Linked DNA regions of Mus musculus: all the other regions are linked to region 1. Evidence: chromatin contacts called from ENCODE POLR2A ChIA-PET data. All regions are on one chromosome and are shown on one strand. The core of a region is the stretch at or near the end of the contact, and the rest is flanking DNA. Distances in the headings are between cores, read along the strand shown.

Evidence for each region. ChIA-PET counts read pairs that join two places held with the same protein, here RNA polymerase II (POLR2A).
Region 2: POLR2A ChIA-PET joins it to region 1 with 24 read pairs in embryonic stem cell. The contact joins the promoter of Sars2 here to the promoter of Hnrnpl in region 1. POLR2A ChIA-PET finds 5 or more read pairs at or near these places in 4 of 5 experiments (Patski and embryonic stem cell).
Region 3: POLR2A ChIA-PET joins it to region 1 with 38 read pairs in Patski. The contact joins the enhancer-like site here to the promoter of Hnrnpl in region 1. POLR2A ChIA-PET finds 5 or more read pairs at or near these places in 4 of 5 experiments (Patski and embryonic stem cell).

The regions. Positions count from the first base shown.
Region 1 is chr7:28,808,530-28,812,942 of GRCm38, forward strand. It overlaps Hnrnpl (heterogeneous nuclear ribonucleoprotein L), which reads left to right and starts at 2,361. Exons shown (of 13, transcript NM_177301.5): 1 at 2,361-2,639. The coding sequence starts at 2,382.
Region 2 is chr7:28,739,017-28,743,633 of GRCm38, forward strand. It overlaps Sars2 (seryl-aminoacyl-tRNA synthetase 2), which reads left to right and starts at 2,952. Exons shown (of 16, transcript NM_023637.3): 1 at 2,952-3,266. The coding sequence starts at 3,000. It overlaps Mrps12 (mitochondrial ribosomal protein S12), which reads right to left and starts at 2,805. Exons shown (of 3, transcript NM_011885.5): 1 at 2,749-2,805; 2 at 2,471-2,538; 3 at 625-1,223. The coding sequence starts at 2,519. The coding sequence ends at 853.
Region 3 is chr7:28,921,221-28,925,614 of GRCm38, forward strand. The region is part of intron 1 of Actn4 (actinin alpha 4); the gene reads right to left. Among named protein-coding and RNA genes, the nearest start is that of Gm38978, 4.1 kb to the right of the region's middle. Within about 2 kb of position 2,776, at least 1 of the 3 ENCODE cell types and tissues checked has a DNase peak (open chromatin) inside an H3K27ac peak, as active enhancers do.

The DNA of each region.
Region 1 (4,413 bases), core at 1,111-3,610:
CATCTGTACAACAAACATGTCTACATTTATCTTCCAAACACTCGGCAAATGGAGAAAACTGCCACGTAAACCGCAAGCGACTGGAGGACTTATTTTCCTGGCTAGGGTGGAAAGTGGGACAGAGGGTGAGCAAGAATGCGGAGCTCAAACAACACAGCCGCTCAACGTTCTTCCCATTCCGTTCCAGACTCGGTTATCTTCCTCAGTGCCCCCTTTCCCCCAGTGAAAAGAGGTCGTGGTCCCTTTAAGGTCCGCCCCTCCCTCCCCCAAAACTTCCCAGTGTCTGCTCTTTTCGATCCCGGACGGCCGGCCAAGCTCGCCGCCGAGCTGGTAGGGGACAGGGCCAAGGGGTCGGGGAGGGATGTGGGGGCGTGGGGGGACCTGCGGGACGCACGTCGCTGCGCCGGCGGGAGGGCGGGGGACAGGCTGCGGGAGCAGCGGGCACGGGCGTGGGCACCAGTAGCTGCCCCAGGCGTGAGTAGTCTACGAGCCGCTTGCACCGTACAGGGTTTAGCCTAGTGCGGACAGCACGCCCGAATGAGGGGCATACGGGACCCGCGCGGGGGAGGATAGGAGACCTCCCGTTCCCCTCCCCCACTACCGTCTCTGACGTAGACGCGGGACCCCGCCCTTCTGCGGGAGCGCCGCCTCCCCGCCCCCCGTGCGTCACCTGCTACGCCTTGGCGGCGTACCCCATGTTGGGAGGGCCTTCTTTGGAGTGTCTGTGTCCAGTGAAATGGCTGGAGATCCATTTATATCCTCACCAGCCTCCACCGCTTCCAAACTTTTTTAATTAGGAGAATCCCTTTGTATCCCAGGGTAGCCCTGAACTCAAGGCAATCCTGCCTCCAGAGCGCTGCATTACAGGCTTGCAACCACTACGCCATGCTTAAAACTTATCCCAACACCCGGGGTTCTGTTCTCTGAGCCTTTACTCACATTTCAAACTTAGTACCAAGCGGATATCCGCTTTGGGAATGACCTGGTGGAAAGGTGTCACAGCACGTTTTGAAGCGGCCTGTGAGTCTTACACCGTCTCAAGACGTGTGTGTGTGTGTGTGTGTGTGTGTGCGCGCGCGCGCGTGCGTGTGGTGGGGGTGGGGGTAGATACGCGCCTTGTCTGTGCTAGGCAAGCGTTCCATTGCTGAGCTACATCCCAGAGTCTTCTTGACTCCCTAGTTTCCCCATAAAGCCTCTGGACGGGTCTGTGGTCGGGATCCGGATCCTCCGTCAGTACGTTCCCTGTCTGCTTGCTCCCCGGCGGGCACTTGTCGGCGTTGCAGCTCTCGGGCTTCGCAGGACCCTGGGAGGAGACAATCGCTTCAGAGCAGTCTCCAAGTAGCGAGTCTAAGCCACAGAGCACTCTGGAGGACGCAGGGTGCTCAGTTGCCAAGTGCGAACCGAGTTGAACTATAAAGATCTACCACCATGACTGAATTTAGAGTGAAATGACGGTGCCTGCCAGGGTCCAAAGTCACATGGCAATCAATGAGTGTTTTATTAGTGAGAAGTGCTCAGATTTGAAGGTTCTTTTAAAAATAATAACCTCCAGCTTAGGATAGGGTAGAGGTGAAGTAAACGTTCTAATGGGTTATAGCTGCTGCAAATTGTTGTCTTGCTCTAGACTTCCGGAGCTTGCAAACAACAGACGCGCGAAAGACCGTTCGGGTACTCGAGTAGTTGTATCCCTTAAAGTCACCTCTTCTATTGAAGCCCCCCCCCCCCCCCAAAAGTACAGGAGCGCATGCGCTCTCTCGGGACCGGTTCCTAGATTGCGCCACAGAGAGCCTACGGGCTCTCCTTTTTCACCAATCAGAAGCTATCAGTCGTCCTATACCATCTGGCAATAGGGCATTCTTTCCACTCTTCATTGACCAATCGAGTGTTGACGTACGAGACGGGCACCTGGGGGAACAATTGTAGGAACACAGAAGGGAAGGCCTTTCTTGTATCCCAGCGGAGTGGCGCGGGAAGATGGTCGTTGTGACTGGGAAACGCAAGGATTTCAGAGTGACCGATTAGCTAGGAAACCAATGAGAGCGGGAAGGAGGCGGAGCTTCGGAGGCCCACTTCCATTTACTGTTTGTGGGAAGGCGGAGCGATCCCAAAAATCTGGCCTATTAAATCAGAGTTTATTTTAAGGAGGTGGGGCCTGGCGGAATGACTGGCAAGAAGCGTTCACCTATAAGGAGTGCGATTGGCGAACAGAGGCGGTCTTTCCAATAGAACGGCATGCGTCCTATCCAATAGAAATGAACCGTGAGGAAACTTCCCCTCCCCCCAAGATAGGGCCAGTGGCTCCCCCTATCGGGTGGGGGCGGCGAGTGACGGGCGTGTCCCTCCCCCAATGAGAGGCGGGGGGAGGCGGGTTCTGCGCCGCCATGTCGCGGAGGCTGCTGCCCCGGGCGGAGAAGCGGCGTCGGCGGCTCGAGCAGAGGCAGCAGCCGGACGAGCAGCTGAGGCGGGCGGGAGCGATGGTGAAGATGGCGGCTGCGGGCGGCGGAGGTGGCGGTGGTCGCTATTACGGCGGCGGCAACGAGGGAGGCCGAGCCCCTAAACGGCTGAAGACTGAAAACGCCGGCGACCAGCACGGAGGCGGCGGCGGCGGAGGCTCCGGGGCGGCGGGCGGCGGCGGCGGGGTGAGGCTGGGGCTTTAGACTCCCGGAAGGAAGGGGAAATTTCGTACTTTAAAAAGCTATTTATTTTTCACAGGGGGGAAAAATCTCTGCGCAGGCGCTGCAGCCCTCGCGCTTTTTTGGTGGGTGGGGGAGGGGCAGGCGTTGGGCAAACGGCGGGGTTTGCGCGAGGACAGGCGCTTGCGCGTGCGCACAATCCGAAGCGGGGCTTGAGGGGGCGGAGGAAGCGGCTGGCTCTGCAGGCACCGCACTGCGCAGGCGCCGCGGGCCGGCATGTGGGGGGCCTAGGCACGCGGTCGGGCCGTTTTTTTTTTTTCTCCTCACTTCTTTATCTTTTTTTTTTTCCTCTTCTTTCCGTGTCCCTATGCGCAAGCGCGTTTCTACAACCACAGCCAGCGAGCGGGAAGCGGGTGGGCGGTGGCCTGACCGAGTCGCCCCGTCGCAGTTTTAATCATGGTCGTTTCCATATAGAAGTTCACTTGATGAAATTATAAAATTATAATGCCCAGATTAAACTGTTTAACTTCTTTTACTGTGTGCATTGAAAAACGGAAGACGATTTGTGAAAGGCAGATTTAACTTTGGGAATTGAGCCAAGCTTAGAAATTATCACTCGATTTGCTTAGGGCTCCAGGATTGGGGCATTTATAAACTAAACTGTATTATGGTCCTGTGGCTATGCATAGAGTCTTTCAGCCTATTTAGTCTTCTGAAGGTCACAATTATGGTGTCTGGGTTAGGATGCAGTTTGCATTCCTTTTAAAAGTTTATTATTAAAGTCCTTCCGGTGGGCACGGAGTCACAGGCCTTTAATCTCTTTGGTTTGAGGCCAGCCTCTTATGCATAGTTAATTCCAGGACAGACAAGGCTGTGAGACTTATCAAAAAGCCAAACAAACAGTGCCCTCTTGATGAGGCTGCTGCTCATGCATTTATCAGCTTCTCCCTGTTGTTACAGTGTTAGGTTTCTCAAGGATTTGGAAGACATTTTAGTTGAGTCTGGTAAGTTAACTGCCAAGCTAGACAACGGGAGCCCATGAGGTGGAAGGAGAGAACAGACTCCAAAAGGTTGTTCTCCGAACATCTCATGGGCTGTGTGGTGAGCCTTACCCCCACCCTAATCATTTAAGGTGAGAGGTACCTCACATTCGGTGTTGGTCCTCTGAGATGGGGACTTTTATGGACTCCCTTTACAAAGCAGGAAAGACACTGGGTAAATTAGGTTGAGTCTCACCAGTGACAAACAGAAGTAAGATTAGAACTCAAGGTTGTGGAAGGCAAACCTCAACTGGAAATGGCTGGGAAGGGTGTGCCTTGTGTGGTTCACTAAGAACCCACTAATATGCATAGGTTTCTGCCCAGTAGTGTTCGGGGCATGGGCCACAGTCTAGAGAGATGGAGGAGGACGTTCTCTCCAGAGCTCTAGAAACTGCCTGTGTGTGATTGTGTGAGTGGAGGAGCTGTGGAAAATGTTACAGGTTGGGATAGCAGTTCGGGGTGGAAGACCTTGGCCTAGACAGTATAAGACAGGCAGGGCGTATTGTCCTGGAAGCCTTGTGTCCCTAAGCACTTGGTCTTTTGCCCAGACCAGACCTGAAGGTGACTTGTGGTCACAGTCTTCTTAATCAAGTGACCAAAGCTTGCCCAGCCAGAGAAAACACAAAGAAGCTAGAACACATGCAGAGTGTGGTTTTTGTTGTTGTTTTTCAAGACAGGGTTTCTCTGTGTAGCCCTGGCTGTCCTGGAACTCTGTAGACCAGGCTGGCTTTGAACTAAGA
Region 2 (4,617 bases), core at 1,702-4,201, 69 kb before region 1:
ACTGGGACATCTGCATCTCAGATCCAGCTCTGGGTCCCTATCCACCTGGGGGACAGGACTGTGTCTGTCCTGTCTGTCTGTACACCCTGTAGCACCCCACCTTTGCCTGCCTGGCAGCACATCTCATCAGTTCCTCAGAGGCTCCTTGCCTCCTGCCAGGTAACAACTTTTCTCCTGCCCTCTACCCCCTGTAGAGATGCCTGGCACCAGACAGGCTGTGGGGGAGCCGCCTCTAATGCCTACTCTAAATCCTTCCAATCTGCCCAATAAAACAGATGCTAAAGGGGCTGGCAGATGGCTCAGAGGTTAGAAACACAAACTGCTCTCAGAGAAAACCCGTTTGGTTTCCAGCACCCACAACAGGCAGTTCACAACCGAACCCTGGGGGGACCCAGAACGGTGGCCTCCAAGGGCATCTGCACTCACATGCACACACCCATCCCCCAAACAAAAGAACCCACATCACCTCCACACACATATGTGCACTAACCATGTGGAGCACACGGTTAATAACGTTCAGCACCTAGAACACTTCCTCTGTCAGTGACCTGTTTAGGAAGAGGGAACTGAGGTGCACAGCTTGGCATTTGCCACCACACCCGGGGACAGACACCGCACACTGAGTAACATCACAACCTGAAGATATATTTATTACAAACCCCATCCCAGCACATGAGGTCAACCTGCAAACACTGAACATGGACGCACAGGGGTACTGCCTTCCAATTCACCTTCAGTACTCTTGCAGGTTAACAACAGTCTTGCTGAATCACAGTAAGATTTGAGCCCAAGACCCGGGAGTAGGAAGAACCCGTTTCCAAGGATCGAGTGCCAGACCACTGTGAATTACTGTCATTTCTTCTTTTGCACGTGGCCGCAGTCATACTTGCCCCTCACAACTTTGAGTTTGACCCCAGGCAGGTCCTGGGTGCGACCACCCTCCACGAGGACCACGTGATGCTCCTGCAGGGTGTGGCCCTCCCCGGGGATGAAGCAGACAGCCTCTTTGCCTGTGCTGAGGCGGACTCGGCAGCACTTGCGGTTGGCGGAGTTGGGCTTCTTCGGCTTTCGGATGAATGTGCGCAACACCACACCCTTCAGCTGGGGCCGGCCCTCTGTGGGGCCCAGACGCTTAGGGGGTTCCTTCCGGGGGCCTAAGCGGTGCATCTGGTTCAGGGTGGCCATGGAACGGGCGGCCCAGAGCTGGGGAGCGAGGGCTAGGCCTGGAGAGACACAAGAGGGCCTACTAGGTTTCCGTATTCTAGATAGGAATCCAAGTCTAAGACTATTCAGTGGGGACAGATGGCTCGTGGTTAGAAGCACTTGTTGCTCCTGCAAAGGACGACCATTTGATTCGCAGCACCCACAGTGGTGGCTCACACACCTCTAGTTCCAGAGGATCTGACACACCCATGGGTTGCACTTACATACACACATTCATACAGGGGCTGGAAAGATACCTCAGTGGTTAAGAGCACTGGTTGCGGGCTGGCGAGATGGCTCAGAGGGTAAGAGCACTGACTGCTCTTTAATCCCAGCACTCCGGAGGCAGAGGCAGGCGGATTTCTAAGTTCGAGGCCAGCCTGGTCTACAGAGTGAGTTCCAGGACAGCCAGGGCTACACAGAGAAACCCTGTCTCGAAATACCATGTGAATGGAATACCCAATGCCTGCCTCCCTCAGAACACTGTGTACAAACCTGATGTCTGGGCAATGTCTAGGAACATAAAAGTTGTCCTCCAATGGGTGGCCCGTCTTAGAATTAGAAAAATAGCACGTGAATGAATAACTAAACTTCTTCTTCTTCTTTTTTTTTTTTTTTTTTTGGTTTTTTGAGACAGGGTTTCTCTGTGTAGCCCTGGCTGTCCTGGAACTCACTTTGTAGACCAGCCTGGCCTCGAACTCAGAAATCTGCCTGCCTCCCGAGTGCTGGGATTAAAGGTGTGCGCCACCACTAAACTTCTTAGCTTGGCCTTCTCACCTGTAGGGGGTGATCAATAAACACTGAAGGAATAAACACTACTGAGAGACACCTAAGCAGGGAGACATGCCAAGAAAGGAGCATTTGTTGGTATGATTGTTACACGGACATCGAGAGTGCACTTACACAAACTAAGACAGAATATCACCAGGCAATGCAATCTCAGGGATTCACCGCTATCGATGCAGGGGAGCCATGACTAAGACTGACTTAAACTCTAAGAACACAGGACCTTCCCACCTCCTGCCCCCTGAGCCGGGAGCGTGGTAGAAAACGCCTGTAACTCCAGAACTTGGGAGATTGAAGCGGTAGTCAGGAGGTCAAGGCCATCCTGTCTACAAAGTGATTTGGAAGTTGACCTGGACTACAGTGAAACCCTGTCTCCAAAATAGAAAAGGCACCGTGCTTAAAGATGATACCATCCGAAATCTGGCAAAAACACGCAAATGCCAGGGAGCTGTCCTCGTCCCTGTGGCCCATGCTCACTTACCACGACTGAGGGACGTGGTGAGGCCATAAAGAAGGCCGGGCCAGGACATCTCGCCGCCTGCAGCGTCCCTGTATTAGGAGAGAAGACATTCAGAAAGGAGGTTGGGACCAGAAACCCACTCTCAGAGCCTTCTAGAATCTCCTCTAAAACAGAAAGTCCCCTCGCAAATTCAGTCTCCTTCTGAGTAGGCCCCCAAGGACCCAACCGCCCTTGCCCGGATACTGGAAGGGGAAACTGAGGAGAGAGGAGAGATCTGGATCACAGATAACTGCACCCACCTCACCAACCTAGCGGGGTCGCACACACGCCAACCCCTACCTCCAGCCCCTTCCGGGGTTCCTCCTTAGTGATTGGCTAGATCTTTCCTGCGTCACTGAAGGGACGGGACAAGGATGACGATTGGACAATAACAGATTCTAGCTGAGTTCCATTTTCCTCATTGGAAGGGATTCTGAAGCCTGGGCGGGAAATCTCCTTGCGCGTCTGATTGGCTCGTCCATGATGAGTGACTTCTTGTTTCCACTCCAAGATGGCTGCGTCCATGGCGCGGCTTTGGTGGCCTTTCCTGGCTCGCCAGGGGCTCCGGTCCCGAGGACGCTGCGTGTGCAGCCAGAACCCAAGGAGGAGTTTCGCTACGGAGAAACGAGTCCGGAACCTCCTGTACGAACACGCACGAGAGGGCTACAGCGAGCTTCCCTACTTGGACATGGAGTCGGTGTGCGCATGCCCAGAAAAAGCCGCGCGCTCCCTGGAGCTCCGCAAGGGGGAGCTGCGGCCGGCCGACCTGCCTGCGATTGTGAGTGCGCTTGCGCCCTGAGGGAGCAGGATGCTTTACAGAACTGGGTTTACCAGATGCATTCCAGTTGTGGGAAAAACTACTCAACAGGAATTTGGGTTCCTTCCCAAGTTAGGCAATGTCTTGTGCATGACACCCACTTAGGTGCCAATGATCTAGGGAGAACTGAGGCCCTATTGAACGTCGTGGATGCCTTCTGTGACCTACATGCCCTTTTGCATGCATTTCATAATTCGACAGTTGGTATCTACTGTACTCCCAGAACCTAAATACCATTGTCTTCTGTACTCAAACTTCGTGCCGGGCTCACCCTTAGGCCACAAAGAAAAATGAGGAGGGAGGTGTGAATCAGAGGGAATTTTGGAGACAGAGCTTTGCATCCTGCTATAAACATCCTGATGGAGTTGAATGGATAAATACCTGCTAAACAGATATTTAAGGTATATCTGTTCATGTATTTATGATCCAGAGGTTAAGACTATGCGCCATAATTCTACCTTATAGGGAACTAAAATTGGGGGTCTCCATGCCGGTAGTGAATTCCGAATGTAATAGATGAATCTTCCCAACTCTGTTGCCTTGATAAAACACCATGAACAAAGCAACTTACAGAAGGATTTATTTTGGGCTTGGTAGGGAATGGCAGAATAGCAGCAGGTCACAGAGCAGTAAGCTGACAGCACACATCTTTAACCACAATCATGAAGCACAGACCTCAAACTAGATGCAGGACGAGGCTTTAAGCTCTCAAAGCCCACCTCCAGGAACATATTTCCTCCAGCAAGGCCACGCCTCCTAAGCCTCCCCAAACATCACCAGCCACTGATCATTTGACCATGTTCAAATGTCAGGATATGGGGGACATTTCTCATTCAGGTCACTACAGACTCTCACACCACCAGTCATTGTCAATCACTTTAGCCATATTTCAAGTTTTTGTCATGTTTAGTTTTTCACCAGTAAGCACTGGTGGCTAAGCCAAATAGGGCACTTCCTGCCAAACCTGATAACCGGAGTTCAATTTCCTGGTGGTAGGAGAAAACCAATTCTTGAGAGAATTGTCTTCTGACCCCTCATTTAAGCGCAAACACAAGAAAGTCACGTACATGCTTAATAATAGAAGAAAGGAGCCGGGCGGTGGTGGTGCACGCCTTTAATCCCAGCACTCGGGAGGCAGAGGCAGACAGATTTCTGAGTTCGAGGCCAGCCTGGTCTACAGAGTGAGTTCCAGGAAGCCAGGGCTATACAGAGAAACCCTGTCTTGTAAAAAAATAAATAAATAAATAAAAAATAATAATAATAATAGAAGAAAGGTCTGTCTGGGTGTGGTGATGAAGTACTCTGGAGGAGG
Region 3 (4,394 bases), core at 1,526-4,025, 110 kb after region 1:
TTTTAATTGTTGTACGGATTCTAGCAGACACACACCCCACTCTCCTGCCATGTGTGATCCTTCTTGTTGTCCAAAATACAGTGGGCAGGTACTGTACTCAGAGATAAGCTGGGGCATGATTCAGTGGTGGTGTGCGTGCCTACTGCACAAAGCCCTTGGGTCTTATCCACAGCACTGCTAATCTCAAGAGCAAAGCTCAAGGGGAATACGGCCCAGGGTGCAGAAGGAGACAAGGCTGAGCAGGCCATCTCTGCTCTTCATGTGTGTTAAAGATGCTGATGGACCACAAGGTGACCAAGTCACACCTGATAGCCTGAGCTTGTAGGAAGGCAATTCCTGGAGGGTGAGCTTCCTGGTACTCGGATGTCACTCAGAGTCCAGGGCACGTGTCTGAAGGGTGTCTTTGCCTACATGTGTTGTTCTAGCACACGGCGGGAAGGGAACAGATGAGGGTCTCCATGCCAGCTACTTGGGTAATTTGTTCTGTTTCCAACTGACTTTCCCCATTGAGCTTGTCTCTTGTCCTGTAAAATGGATTGATCAGAGTCCACCTCCTGTAGTTGCTTTAAGTTTTAATTGTGGAGAAAGGCAGTTAAGCATCTGTCACAGGCCGGGCAGATAGTGCCAGATGAATCATACACACTAATGGCTCCTTCCTACCAATCCTCAGGAAGGGCAGGATGCCCTCTTTGTGCACAGGCCCTTGGCCGACTCCTGCAGTGCAGAGGGGAAATGAGACTGTAAGAATGTCTGTGTAGATATCCCGTTCGTCCCCACACGAGATGAGGGAGATGATGACTAGACCCTACTGCTCAGGGGCAGCCACCTGTCCTCACAGGGGCTGCCATACTGCTTGCCCTTGAAACACACCTTCCACCTTCACTCATGTCCTCTGGGAAGTAAAAGTCTTGCCTCTGCCACTGACTGAGGCAAACTGCCATAACCTTGGGCAGAAAGCTGAATGGTGACCGAAATCTCTCCTAAGATGAGGATTAAACAGAGTGATGTAAGTCAGTCCTTCTACATGGGGCCTGCCTGGCACATGAGGCTCAAGGTCATGCACACGCCAAAGCTACACGGGGCCTGCCTGGCACATGAGGCTCAGGGTCATGCACATGCCAAAGGCCCATTTTGATGACTGGTGGCTATGCCATGTGCATCTGTCTTTCTCACTGTACAACACAGAGCAGATGCCAAGAAGACATCCAGCAAAGGGACACAGAGGTGCTCCTTCCTGTCCCTGAAGTGTTCTCGGGAACTGAATAGCTAGCTGTCTGCTGATGTGTAACTGTCCTGTCCTGAAGTGAGGACACTCAGGAAGCTTGTGGGAACAAGTGGCTGCAGTCACCACTGCTCCATGCAGCAGGATAAGTGAGGGGGTTCTAGGGTTGAAAAGGGACATTAAAAATTCATAGCTTTTTTATACTTGGTCACAAAAATAACACTCTGCTCAGATTCTTTCTCTCCGTTCCCAGTACATATTAGCACTGTGAGGTGGACGGCAGAGGGTGGTTTCTATAGCTGGAGGCCTCACTCCCTGTGCCCACCCCAACTTCCTCCTCTGTGCTCAATTCCCAGGCCTACTTGCAACAATCCAGTTGCCTGGAGTCAGCCATCTGCTATGTTTCTGTCTCTAGGCCAGGCCTGTGGAGTGAGTACCTAGCGGGAATCAAGCCCTGACAGAAAAGACGGACAAGGAAGCTTTAATCCCAGCACTCAGAAGGTAGAGACAAGTAGATCTCTGTAAGTTCAAGGCCAACCTGGTTAACATAAGACAACCAGGGTTATGTAGAGAGACCCTGTTTCAAAACAACCAAACCAAACCAAACAACAACACCGCACCACCAGATAGAAACTGAGTTAGCATACTCCTCACCCTTAGCAGGGCCAGTGCACAACCAATCAATCCAGTCACATTCCACATCAAGCATCCCTTAGCAGTGAGGAACAATCACTACAGCAGATTTGTCACAAGCAGCTCACTGGCAGCCCCAGTCCACATGCCTGCCCCACAGCAGCATGTCTACTCTCACACAGCTCAGTGAAGCAGTACTAGTACTGCTCCTAGTTAACACAAGAGAAAATGGAGAGCTTTGGCCGAGGCAGCTGCCCACACCAGTCATACCCATTGAGAGAGAGAGAGAGAGAGAGAGAGAGAGAGAATGAGAATGAATGAATATATATGCAGCAGCGGTGAGGGAATCACAAAGAATAAGACACAAATGGAAGCAGAACCTGCTCAAATTCAGGAGCAAGAATAAAGAATGACAGCAGGACAGCTTCCTGGGTCTTGCAAAGATCACATGGAGTGTATATAAAAAGCAGGAGGCCAGTGTGCTAGAACCAGGAAGAAAAGAAAGATGCAGAGAAAGTAGAAACTTTCTTCTGGCAAGAGGAGGGCAGAGAAGCCACGTCAAGAATGCCTGGTGTGACTTAGATGCAGACTCACGCCTCAGTGTCACTGGGGAGAAGCCAGAGTGTCTGCATGGGCTGTAAGCAACTGAACTGGTTCTGGAGAGTCTGCAGACTTCATCAAGAAGGTGCTGTTCCTGCTGAAGCAGGCAAAGCCCTTTTGGGGCTGCCATGCTGCTCCCGGCCAGAGGCACGGTAAAAAGGCAGCCGCAGCCGGAGGAGAGGGGAAGCTCAGTGCTCAGCACAACTTTAGGTGAGGCCAGGGCTGAGCTGGGTACAGTGAGCAGCCTCCTTAGGGACCCTAGCTAGGGTTGGGGGAGGGGAAGAAAGCTTGGCATCACTGGTCATAAAGTCCTTCCTGTGTCACAGGGTCCCCTCCCAGCCATCAGGATGTGGGGCGGCTGGGTAAATGAATGATGGATATTGTTTGTGAGGTGACTTAAGCGGCCAGGAATGTGGCAGCAGTGGGCTTTAATGAGCCTTTCATTGATGGAGACGCCTCCCCCAACCCGGAGAGGTGAGCTCTCTCTGGGTTGTCCCTGAGCAAGAAAGAAAGCAAACACTCCCAAAGCCAGTGGCCAAGTGCCATAGCAGGCTGGGATGGCAAATACAAGGATGACCCTTGACAGTATGCAGTTGGCCCAGCTGGAATTGTCCCTTCTATTTTCTTTTTCATTCCCCAATACAAAAGTCGTTCTTTGCACCAGCACAGAACAAAAAGCCCTGTAATGTCTGTCTGAACCTAAGAGACAGGCTGTGATGTGTTCCAAGGCTAGGGCACACATGCTGGCCCTGATGTGAAGGGACAAAGAGTTTGGTCTACCCAGCACACCACACATGTGGGTTCCATCAACCTCTCACTTGACACAATTTTAGGATAAACTGTTCAATACCTCAAGATTCACAACCGCCAGCCCCCGTTCTGCACTGCCACCCACTCAGCAAGCCAATCAATCCACTGCCTGACCCAAAGAGACTGAACTGCACTTCCCTTGGCCTAGGGTGAACTGAAGTTGCCCACAGCAACCTCCCCCAAGGAACACAGAGGCCAGGGGTCCTGGGGTTTCAAACCTCATCTCTGAAATACCGTGTTGGGTGTGTTGGGTCTGTAGCTCCGCTGGGGCACCGGCTGCTTTGAGGGAGAGGGCGCCATCCCACCTCCTGAAGTCCCACCTTGTCTGCTGTGGCCTCTGACAGTGCCCATGCCTCCTGCTTCCATGGGTCCTCAGACAGGACATCCAGGACTTGGCCATGGAGAGATGCAGTTATTTATTTCTATGGTAAATAGCCACCTTTGTTATCGCCTATCTGCCAGGCGCAGGCCAAGCTGGACCCAGTGAGACAGCTTTTCACTTCCTGAAAGCAGAGACTGCTCCTGGGCCCTGGGCCTTGTCACTAACTATAAAGGTACTTTCAGGGCTCGGCCTTCTGGAATCTAGGTTACCAGCTGCCCAGGCAAAGAGGTGATCACTTTGCTAGTTTCTAAGGCCTCTGAAATGGGCTGTGAGTGATACAAAGGTCCATTACCTGCACCAGATCCCTGAGGGATGGAACCCAGGGGCCACAGCAACACAATACAAATAGCCTTGAAGCACAGGGAACCGGGGACACACTGCTGAAATGGCAGGACACTGAGTCCAGCCTAGACCAAGGGCAGAACAGGCTGCGGTATGACTGCCCCACGACAACACGGCCTAACTTTAAAGCAATTCCAGTGAACCATGGCAGCTTCTCCTGTTCTGAAGTTGCCTTATTCGGCGTTTTCTCGGCCTTCATGACAAAGCTGATTTCCATTTGGAGGAGAGGCATAAATACTGCAGAGTGCAGTCGTGAGCATTCCAAAGGTCCTGCGTGTCTATCCAGGAACCAGCTCCCCCAACCCCTCCCTGCAGCCCGGGTTCCAGCCAGGGCCAATCTCTTTCAAGGGTGTCAAAGAACATGCACGCCCCTACGGACTTTGGAGTGTAATCTTTCCTCATGAG